Regions from separate parts of the Homo sapiens genome. Here region 2 is linked to region 1. Evidence: chromatin loops called from intact Hi-C (ENCODE). Cell type or tissue: endothelial cell of umbilical vein. All regions are shown on one strand.

The links. A loop is a pair of places that touch in the nucleus more often than their neighbours do. Peaks named below come from ENCODE experiments on the same cell type or tissue, not always from the same donor. Only the 100,000 strongest peaks of a DNase experiment are listed, where the experiment ranks them.
Region 2: it touches region 1 in a loop (11-fold over the local background); 2 of 110 quality-filtered maps call a loop at or near these places.

Annotation. Positions count from the first base shown.
Region 1 is chr9:4,593,472-4,598,471 of GRCh38, reverse strand. SPATA6L (spermatogenesis associated 6 like) reads left to right here. Exons shown (of 12, transcript NM_001353486.2): 12 at 1-156. Among named protein-coding and RNA genes, the nearest start is that of PLPP6, 66 kb to the left of the region's middle. In endothelial cell of umbilical vein, no CTCF peak of the experiment used is centred here; a DNase peak (open chromatin) is centred at 1,941; H3K27ac peaks cover 1,350 bases.
Region 2 is chr9:4,528,157-4,533,156 of GRCh38, reverse strand. The region is part of intron 1 of SLC1A1 (solute carrier family 1 member 1); the gene reads right to left. Among named protein-coding and RNA genes, the nearest start is that of SLC1A1, 40 kb to the right of the region's middle. In endothelial cell of umbilical vein, no CTCF peak of the experiment used is centred here; DNase peaks (open chromatin) are centred at 2,176 and 2,526; H3K27ac peaks cover 2,105 bases.

The sequences.
Region 1 (5,000 bases):
CAAGGAGTTATCTCAATTTTGAGGAATCATGCTGGGGCAAGGATTGCAGTTGAAGTATTTTGCTTTTGGAGTGTATAATAGTATGAATAATTTTGTGATGTTTTGGGGTTTGGATTACTTTGGGAAGATCTGTGTCATTAAACATCATAAAAAGAATTCCCATCTGTCTTGCTTCAGTTTATAATTCCTTTCTTGATTTTTATGGTTGCAGATCTGTCAAAGCCTGGAGCATATTTTATGGGCATGTTTCATGGGGTCTTGGTTTGCAGAGGCTCCTAAGAAAATCTCCTTTGTGGAACCTAGGCCCTCCAAACAAAAGCTGCTGTACAATGAGGCCAGTTCTCTGTGGTCACCTGACTGACCCAAAGTTAGCTGAAGCCTGTAGGCCATGAATTATAAAAGAGATTTTTAAAAAATGAGAGTGCAAATGATATGTTTGACATAAAAGAGGTGGCGGGTTTTAGGTGTAATTTGAGAAGACTGATGGGTATGTGTGTGAGTTCAGCCCTAGCACCCAAATGCCAGGCTACTCTCAGTATAGCCAGTACTCCCCTGAGTTGGTCCATCAAAGGAGCCCGCTGGGCTCTCTGGAGGGCAGCCTGAGGAACAGGATATGCTCTGTAGTCCATGCTGTGACCAGAGAACCCACTAGTACCACCGGATGGGACTGCTGTCTTTCTCTGGTTAGGGGACCCCTCCTAGCACTACTTAGCGGACCTGCAGGTCTTAGGGAGACCTCTTCTCTCTTCCCTTGTGCTGGGAACCCTGCCAACAGTGATGAGAGCCCCAACCCTTTGCTCCTTTGGCCTGGGAGCCCCATCCTCCACACTGAATCTAGGGGCACCAAATTATGGCAATGAAGTTACTTTGTTTATCAAAGGAAAGAACCTATGCTTAATTTCACATAGGGAATTTGGTCAAAACAGGGTCATGTCTAGGACAGGAGCTTTTACATGGTGCAGATGGGTCCTTTTCTTGATGGCTGAGTTGATGGAGCTTCTTCAACAAAATGAGGAGTTTCTAGTCCAAAATTTTTCCTTGGGATTCTGCGTCTTTTAGAGTGATCCATTAGCTCCGCCCACCTCACCCCCCACGCCCCACCGTGTGTGTGTGTGTGTGTGTGTGTGTGTGTGTGTGTGTGTGTGTGTGTGTATTTTGTTTTCTTTTTTTATATATATAAAAAATAGAGAAGGAGTCTCCCTATATTGACCAGGCTGGTCTTGAACTCCTGGCCTCAAGTGATCTGCCGCCTCGGCCTCCCAAAATGCTAGGCTTACAGGTATGAGCCACTGCGCCCCTCCGAGTACCTGGATTTAAATCCTAGTTCTGCCATTTACAGGCTGAGTGCCTTGGACAGATAATTTAACCTCTTTGTGTCTCAATGTCCTTATGTATAATATGGAGGTAATAATAGTATCTGTCTAATAATGTTATTGTTGGTAGATAATACATTTAAAGTACATTAAATCAGTGCCTGGCACAAAATGAGCACTCAGTGAGCATTAGCTATTCTTATTCTCATCTCATTTAATTTTTTGAGGAAAGCATTGCTCCCCCTATTTCTTGCTAAGGACACTGAGGCTCAGAAAAGCAAGCGTCAGAGCCAGTTTGCAAACCCTGCTCTGTCTTGTTTCCAAACCTCAGGTTCTCTGTACCACTTCCTGTCACCCCTTTGCTGCCACCTGGTTGGCCCTGAGGCATCACAGATAATTCAACTTAAAGGGTTTGAAAAACATGAACTCAGAACATTTCAGAATAACAGAGCAACTAAGGTCTCTTGACAGAAGTTGGAACAATTAACCACTTCTTGTTTAGGCCAACAAGAGAGGCTTTCTGCTCGTATTTCCTGTCATTGAAATGTTATGTTTGTAAACGGCATTTTTAGGAAGTCCCCTCCTCCCCACCACCCCCAAATAAACTTTCCTGTTCCTTTTTCTCCAGGAACGGACACTCACTGAAATTGGAATTTTGAACTGAGATAAACATCATACTTGTTTTATTGGGATGACTTCCAGGAACAGACCGTAGGCAGTGGCAGTAGGTGTTATTGCTGGAAGCGTTGCATTCATGGTGGGAACTCTTCATTATGAAAGCTCATTTGTTGTTGCTTAAGGGATAGGATGACGTCCTTTGTTCACTGGGTCTCCTCCCAGCCCTGCAGTTAACAAAATTGATCCCACAGCCTCGCATGGACCCACTCAACTTGTATTTGTTAAACTCCTTCTGTGTGCTCAGTATTGCGCAGGACCCTGTGGGGTCGGGAGGGGTCACACTAAGGGGTGTAAAATTCAACCCGTGCCCTCTTGAAGTTTCCATACTTACTGGGGCAATGAGACCTTAAACGAGATATTTCAAGTGTGATTCCCAAAAGGTGTTGCAAACTCGGATGTCTTTAGGACCAGGCAGGATTTGTGACTGTCAGAAGCAGTTGAGTTTGAAATAATGGTGAGTGATGGGAGCTGGAGTGAAGTGGAGCATGTAACACCCCATCCTCCCACAAGGTGTTCATCTTCAAATTCAAATCTAAACCAGCCAAAGGCTCTGTGGCCCACATAAAGCTGGTCTGAAGCTGGGTCTTGCCCAAAGCCACCAGTTTTGACTCCTGTTTAGTAGTATAAAATAATGGTATTGATTTACAGTGAGGTTTGTGGAACTCAATTTCATTACTTTATAATCGTCTCATATTGATTAACTTAATAATATAAGGCAGTATCTGATTATGTACCAAGATACTGTTGCTTCTGTATGTTTCAGGAGGTTAGAAACAGTGGGGTATTGGTGTTGGAGGCCCAGAACTTATTTTCAGCATTTAAAAAATAGGCAGACCAGGTAGAGAAGAGATTTGGGAGAGTGAGGCAACTGGGGAGAGTATAATGAAGCATATGTATATAGAGAAGAGGAAATGTCCTTTGGGGTATCTTCTGAAGTGTCCTAAATATTCAGGCGAGTATTTTCAACTTGTGCTGTAGACAATAAGAAGCCGTTAGAGTTTTGGAGCCAGAAAGCAAAGTATTAATCTGATGATCTTGTGCAGGATGGTTTGGGAGTAGGTAGAGGCTGGCGGTGGGGAGACTCTGACAAAGCCTTTGAAGAAGTCTGAAAATTAGGGCAATAGAACCTCAACTGAGTAGGAGAGTCACAGGAAAGAGAAGGGCTGATTAGACATCAGGGCTGGGAAGACATCATGAGACAACTTATTTTAGGGGTGCTTAAAAACCTGTGGGTGTATGGGGGAGGTACCTGGCCCTTTTAAGGAAGAAGTGGTTAAGTCCGGTGGCCTGGGCTTGTTACAAAGTGAAGGTGAACTACTTAGTCAGCAGAATGAGGTATTGATGGAGAGAATAATTGCCCTGCAGAAATAAGGACACAGTGTCCTTCATTTTGTGGATTCATATTCTTCATGATGTGTGAGGCAAGATGAACTCAACGACTAAGAGAACAAAATAGGAGCTCAAATGAAATCCTTTAGGGACTTTTCTTTTTGTGGTCTCTTTTTGGCCAGGGAGATAGAATAGGGAACACTTAGAATTACTAGGGGTCAAGGTGGGTGTTGAGAAGAATGGAGGCCTTGTCTGGGATTTTGTTTAGTATTTTTTTAATCCCTCTGAATCTTGTTCTTATCGTGAAGGCCTTATGGTTGTAAATAGAATTTAGAGGATTATCAAAATACAAGTTGTTTATTCAAGAATTACGTGGGAAGAGAAAATGCAGGAGTACACCATGTCCAGTGATTCATGTCTGGACAGAGGCTAAGTCTTGGGTCACTCGCTTCACAAAGAGGCATCACTGTTCACTCAGGGGCTCCCACCTGAATCCCAGAGCAGACGGATTCAAATAAATGCACCAACCTCTATAGACCTGCCTTGCAACCTCAAACCTCTTGGGGTCAAAAGCAAGAAGAAATGTTTATGATCCTAGATTGTAGGGGAAATAATGGTGATTTTTAAAAACACAATTCCCCGCTGGGCGCGGTGGCTCACACCTGTAATCCCAGCACTTTGGGAGGCTGAGGCAGGCAGATCATGAGTTCAGGAGATCAAGACCATCCTGGCTAACACGGTGAAACCCCGTCTCTACTAAAAAATACAAAAAAAGTTAGCCAGGCATGCTGGCGGGCGCCTGTAGTCCCAGCTAGTCTGGAGGCTGAGGCAGGAGAATGGCATGAACCCGGGAGGCAGAGCTTGCAGTGAGCTGAGTTCGCGCCACTGCACTCCAGCCTGGGTGACAGAGCGAGACTCCGAAAAACAAAAAACAAAAAACAAAAACCCACAATTCCCAATCTGGGAAAGAGAGACTACAGAAAAGATTGATGAGATTGATTTTGGATAAGTTCAGTTTAAAAAGATGGTGGAAAAGCCAACAGAAAGTGGTCAGTAGAAGTTGGAGGTGGGGATCTGAGGTTTGGCTTGGAGATCAGGGCAGGAGAAACCAAGGGCAGCTGTAGACTTTGTGGATACACATTTTTGTTAATCATCTGCATAGAGATGGTAGTGGAATCCATAATATTGGAGGAGTATCTGGTGGAGAGAGGAAGACCAGAAGGATGTGAGCTTGTTCATTTATTCCACAAATATTTGAGGGGACCCTGTGTGTGTGGCACAGGGAGAGATGAGACCCACAGTAAGGGAGCAGCAGGAGGAGGTTACAAAGGTTGTGGAAGAGTGGTGGAAAACGGTCAGGCGGGGCAGAATCTGGTAATGTCTTGGAAGCCAAGGAAAAATAACTTAGTGGAATATAAAGCTAATCAACAGTGACATATGTTGCAGAAGAGTAAAAATTGATGACTGAGAAAATGCCTTTTGGATTTCATGAGCAGGGCACTGATGACCTCGGAGTTTCAGGAATGTTGTGGAAGCCCGACTGTAGGGGATTAGGTGTTTGTGAGTGGGGAGGAAATGGAGTCACAGTATAAAGAATAAAAAGCAGCCCCCAAAATTTGGCAAGAAAAGGAAAAGAGAAATAGGGTTCCAGTTTTTATCCTGACAACTCCCCATCCCTGG
Region 2 (5,000 bases), 65 kb after region 1:
AGTTGATGCAGTTTCTTCCTAGCCTCTCTGGTCTTTACAATTTGGTGTGTTTTTGCAGTGGCTGGCACCGGTTTTTCCTTTCCATGTTTAGTGCTTCTTTCAGGAGCTCTTGTAAGGCAGGCCTAGTGGTGACAAAATCTCTCAGCATTTGCTTGTCTGTAAAGTATTTTATTTCTCCTTCACTTATGAAGCTTAGTTTGGCTGGATATGAAATTCTGGGTTGAAAATTCTTTTCTATAAGAATGTTGCATATTGGCCCCCACTCTCTTCTGGCTTGTAGAGTTTCTGCCGAGAGATCAGCTGTTAGTCTGATGGGCTTCCCTTTGTGGGTAACCCGACCTTTCTCTCTGGCTGCCCTTAACATTTTTTCCTTCATTGCAACTTTGGTGAATCTGACAATTATGTGTGTTGGAGTTGCTCTTCTCGAGGAGTATCTTTGTGGCGTTCTCTGTATTTCCTGAATTTGAATGTTGGCCTGACTTGCTGGGTTGGGGAAGTTCTCCTGGATAATATTCTGCAGAGTGTTTTCCAACTTGGTTCCTTTCTCCCCATCACTTTCAGGTACAACAATCAGATGTAGATTTGGTCTTTTCACATAGTCCCATATTTCTTGGAGGCTTTGTTCATTTCTTTTTATTCTTTTTTCTCTAAACTTCTCTTCTCACTTCATTTCATTCATTTCATCTTCCATCACTGATACCCTTTATTCCAGTTGATTGAATCGGCTACTGAGGCTTGTGCATTTGTCACGTAGTTCTCGTGCCTTGGTTTTCAGCTTCATCAGGTCCTTTAAGGACTTCTCTGCATTGGTTATTCTAGTTAGCCATTCGTCTAATTTTTTTTTCAAGGTTTTTAACTTCTTAGCCTTGGGTTCGAACTTCCTCCTTTAGCTCAGAGTAGTTTGATCATCTGAAGCCTTCTTCTCTCAACTCGTCAACGTCATTCTCATTCTCCCTCCAGCTTTGTTCCATTGCTGGTAAGGAGCTGCGTTCCTTTGGAGGAGGAGAGGCGCTCTGATTTTTAGAGTTTCCAGTTTTTCTGCTCTGTTTTTTCCCCATCTTTGTGGTTTTATCTACCTTTGGTCTTTGATGATGGTGATGTACAGATGGGGTTTTGGTGTGGATGTCCTTTCTGTTTGTTAGTTTTCCTTCTAACGGTCAGGACCCTCAGCTGCAGGTCTGTTGGAGTTTGCTTGAGGTCCACTCCAGACCCTCTTTGCCTGTGTATCAGCAGCGGAGACTGCAGAACAGTGGATATTGGTGAACAGCAGATGTTGCTTCCTGATCATTTCTCTGGAAATTTTGTCTCAGAGGGTTACCCTGCCATGTGAGGTGTCAGTCTGCCCCTACTGGGGGGTGCCTCCCAGTTAGGCTACTCGGGGGTCAGGGACCCACTTGAGGAGGCTGTCTGCCTGTTCTCAGATGTCCAGCTGTGTGCTGGGAGAACCACTATTCTCTCCAAGGCTGTCAGACAGAGACATTTAAGTCTGCAGAGGATTCTGCTGCCTTTTGTTTGGCACTGCCCTGCCCCTAGAGGTGGAGTGTACAGAGGCAGGCAGGCCTCCTTGAGGGGCAGTGGGCTCCACCCAGTTCGAGCTTCCCGGCTGCTTTGTTTACCTACTCAAGCCTGGACAGTGATGGGCGCCCCTCCCCCAGTCTCGCTGCTGCCTTGCAGTTTGATCTCAGACTGCTGTGCTAGCAATGAGTGAGTCTCTGCGGGCGTAGGACCCTCTGAGCCAGGCGCAGGATATAATCTCCCAGTGTACCATTTGCTAAGACCGTTGGAAAAGTGCAATATTAGGGTGGGAGTGACCCGATTTTCCAGGTGCCATCTGTCACCCCTTTCTTTGACTAGGAAAGGGAATTCCCTGACCCCTTGTGCTTCCCGGGTGAGGCGATGCCTCGCCCTGCTTCGGCTCACGCACGGTGCACTGCACCCACTGTCCTGCACCCACTTTCCGACACTCCCCAGTGAGATGAACCTGGTATCTCAGTTGGAAATGCAGAAATCACCCATCTTCTGAGTCACTCACGCTGGGAGCTGTAGACTGGAGCTCTTCCTATTTGGCCATCTTGGCTCCACCCCAAATCTTCATCTTTTAAAAACACTGAGTAATACAACTTTGGCTGTTTGGATGGACTTGCCTGTGGACCATCAGCCAACTATTAAATGCTCCAATCCTTGACAGTTTTGCTGAATGTTGCTGACTTTTCCTAGCGACCAAAGAGGCAAGCATGAAATGTCAAGCAAAGGTTCATATTAGCATACATTTTTAGGTTTAAGTTTTAAGGTAAGAAAGTACAGTAAACACATTCTTTGTAGTATGTTAATTCAAAAAGAGGCAATAACACTTTTGCATTTATTAATATCCAAATATATCCCAAGCACTATATTAAGTGCTAGAGGATTTGAAGGGGAAGAGTTAAAAAATAATATAATTGTGTTATTAAAGCAATAAAAATGTTTTCCGTCATGGGTGACTCCACCATCAACAGGAAATGTGGTTTGCACTGTTTTGTCAATAGCAACGATTATTTACATTGAGTCATCTTTCCCTTTTGGTCTATCACCTACAATTAAGAATTCGGTCTGACTCAGAAGAAAAGTTGATTTTGGTAAAGGTCTAATGGGTTTCTCTAGGGTAGGATTTGGGCCTGCAGGAAAAACTAGTTTTCTCTGACACATGACTGTGTTAAACCAGCATCTCTGCGCCCAGGAAGAGGGATTGCTGCTTCTCCCAGGACGCTTGGATCTTGAAGCCGCTCCTGAATCAAAGGTTACATTGTATTCTGCATCATTAACATACTGAGTACACTTAGTTGTGCTTTCAGTGCTTTAATTAGTGGTCCATATTGGAGGGTTTTGACAATTCAGTTATCCAGACTTTATCCACAATATTCCATTGCCCACCATGAGAGATCAGAGTTAGTTATATCATGGAAATTGAGAGAAAGGGAAGAATTGGGCCCTCTTTTTGCATGTTCCACTGTTTTATATTTTCTCCCCCTCCACAAACCTCCTCCTTCCTATCAACCCAAATAAAAATAAGAGAAAAATAAGGGAAGTAATCAAGTCATTCACTTTCCATTATTTATGGTGCATTTTAAGGAAGCTCTTAAATATTCAAGTTACTCTCTCAGCCTATTTGGTCTAAATAAATAAGAAAATACATGTACAATATTTTCTTCATTGTCCAACTCAAATTTATCACCTGGTAGCATTCAAGGCATGTATCTTACAGGTGACTGAGAACTCTAAAAGGGACTAGGCCCATGGGCCATGAGCAAAAGGACACTATTGTGGTGAAGTAATCAAGTATATATATATTTTAAAAATGAGTCCAGGTATGGTGGCTCACACCTGTAATTCCAGTACTTTGTGAAGCCAAGGTGGGAGCCCAGGAATTTGAGATCAGCCTGGGCAACATAATGAGACACCATCTCTACAACACACACACACACACAAAAAAAGTTTCATTTTGACTGATGGCAGAGGCTTTTAATTATCTAATTCATCCTTCATTCCTCCTTACACTTATTCATTCATCTGCATATTCATTTGTTCACTCATACATAGGTATATTATCCTAATAAATACACATCAAACACTTATTGAGCACCTACAGAAATAGGCATCATGGCACACTGTGTGACTACAAAGACAGCTGGATGCATGTCCCCTGCCCTTAAGGATGGAAGACAGTACAGTTTCATCAAAAGAGTAGAGACATTTGTCTGGGAAAGGACGAGTATGAATTCGTAAGACTACTGCAAAGGCTTAAAGGTCAGAAATCTGGGATATCTTGGCACATTTAAACAGCTTCAAGCAATTCAGTGTGGCCCATAATTAGGTAGATGTACGTAACTGCACAAGTAAGAAGAAGCAGGTGGTGAAGGATCCCATACGCCAAGCTAAGGATTTGAAGCTGATCCTGAAGGCAGTGGGAAGCCTCTGGAGGATTTACTCCTTCATTGGAAGGAGTTTTGCATTAGAAAGCAGTGTGCGAATCCTGTAAGTGGCTGCTGTGATCCAAGGTGAGCGGTGTTAAAGAGTGGAGAAGGGGAACAAATTTAGGAGGTGGACGAGTTAGTATTTGGTGATAAATTATATGTCTGAAGGTGGAAGGCAGTAGAGATGAGGAAGAAAGTGAAGTTCTGGGGTTCTTGTTTTCTAGCTTGGGTAACAGGGTGGATGGTGATACCTACCAAAGTGGGTAATATGGATAGTTCTAAAGATGATGAGTTCAGTTTTGGATGGGACACTGAGGGGAAGATGCTTAATGAAGACACGGATATGTGTGTATAGAGCACAAGAAAGAGACGTGGATGAAGTGTGTTGATAAGGGTATCAGTGTCACAAAGAAAGGTAAGAGTGGATGAGGCCGCATATATTACAGCCAACTCGGAATGTAGACTGAGAAGCATGTACTGTTAAGGTTAGGGCTCAATTTATCAAACCTCTGGTATCATCTCTTTATACCTTAGATCCTCAACCAATTTTACTTCTTCCCACCTTCTTAAACCAGAATACTCTCAAACTATAAGAAAATCTAACTTGCATTTTTTTGTTTGTTTGTTTTTTGAGACGGAGTCCTGCTCTGTCTCCCAGGCTGGAGTGCAGTGGCGTGATCTTGGCTCACTGCAACCTCCGCCTCCCGGGTTCACGCCATTCTCCTGCCTCAGTCTCCCGAGTAGCTGGGACTACAGGCACCGGCCACCATGCCCAGCTAATTTTGTTTTTGTATTTTTAGTAGAGACGGGGTTTCACCATGTTAGCCAGGATGGTCCTGATCTCCTGACCCCGTGATCTGCCTGCCTCGGCCTCCCAAAGTGCTGGGATTACAGGCATGAGCCACTGTGCCCACCTCCTAACTTGCATTTTTAATAAAATCAAACTCCAGTCCTCCAAGATTTTCCATGCAGGAAGTATCTTCTTGTGAGAAGGGGAGGTGGGCTGTACAGTTTTGTGTCTTGTTCCTGCAGATGTCTTTCCCTTGGGGA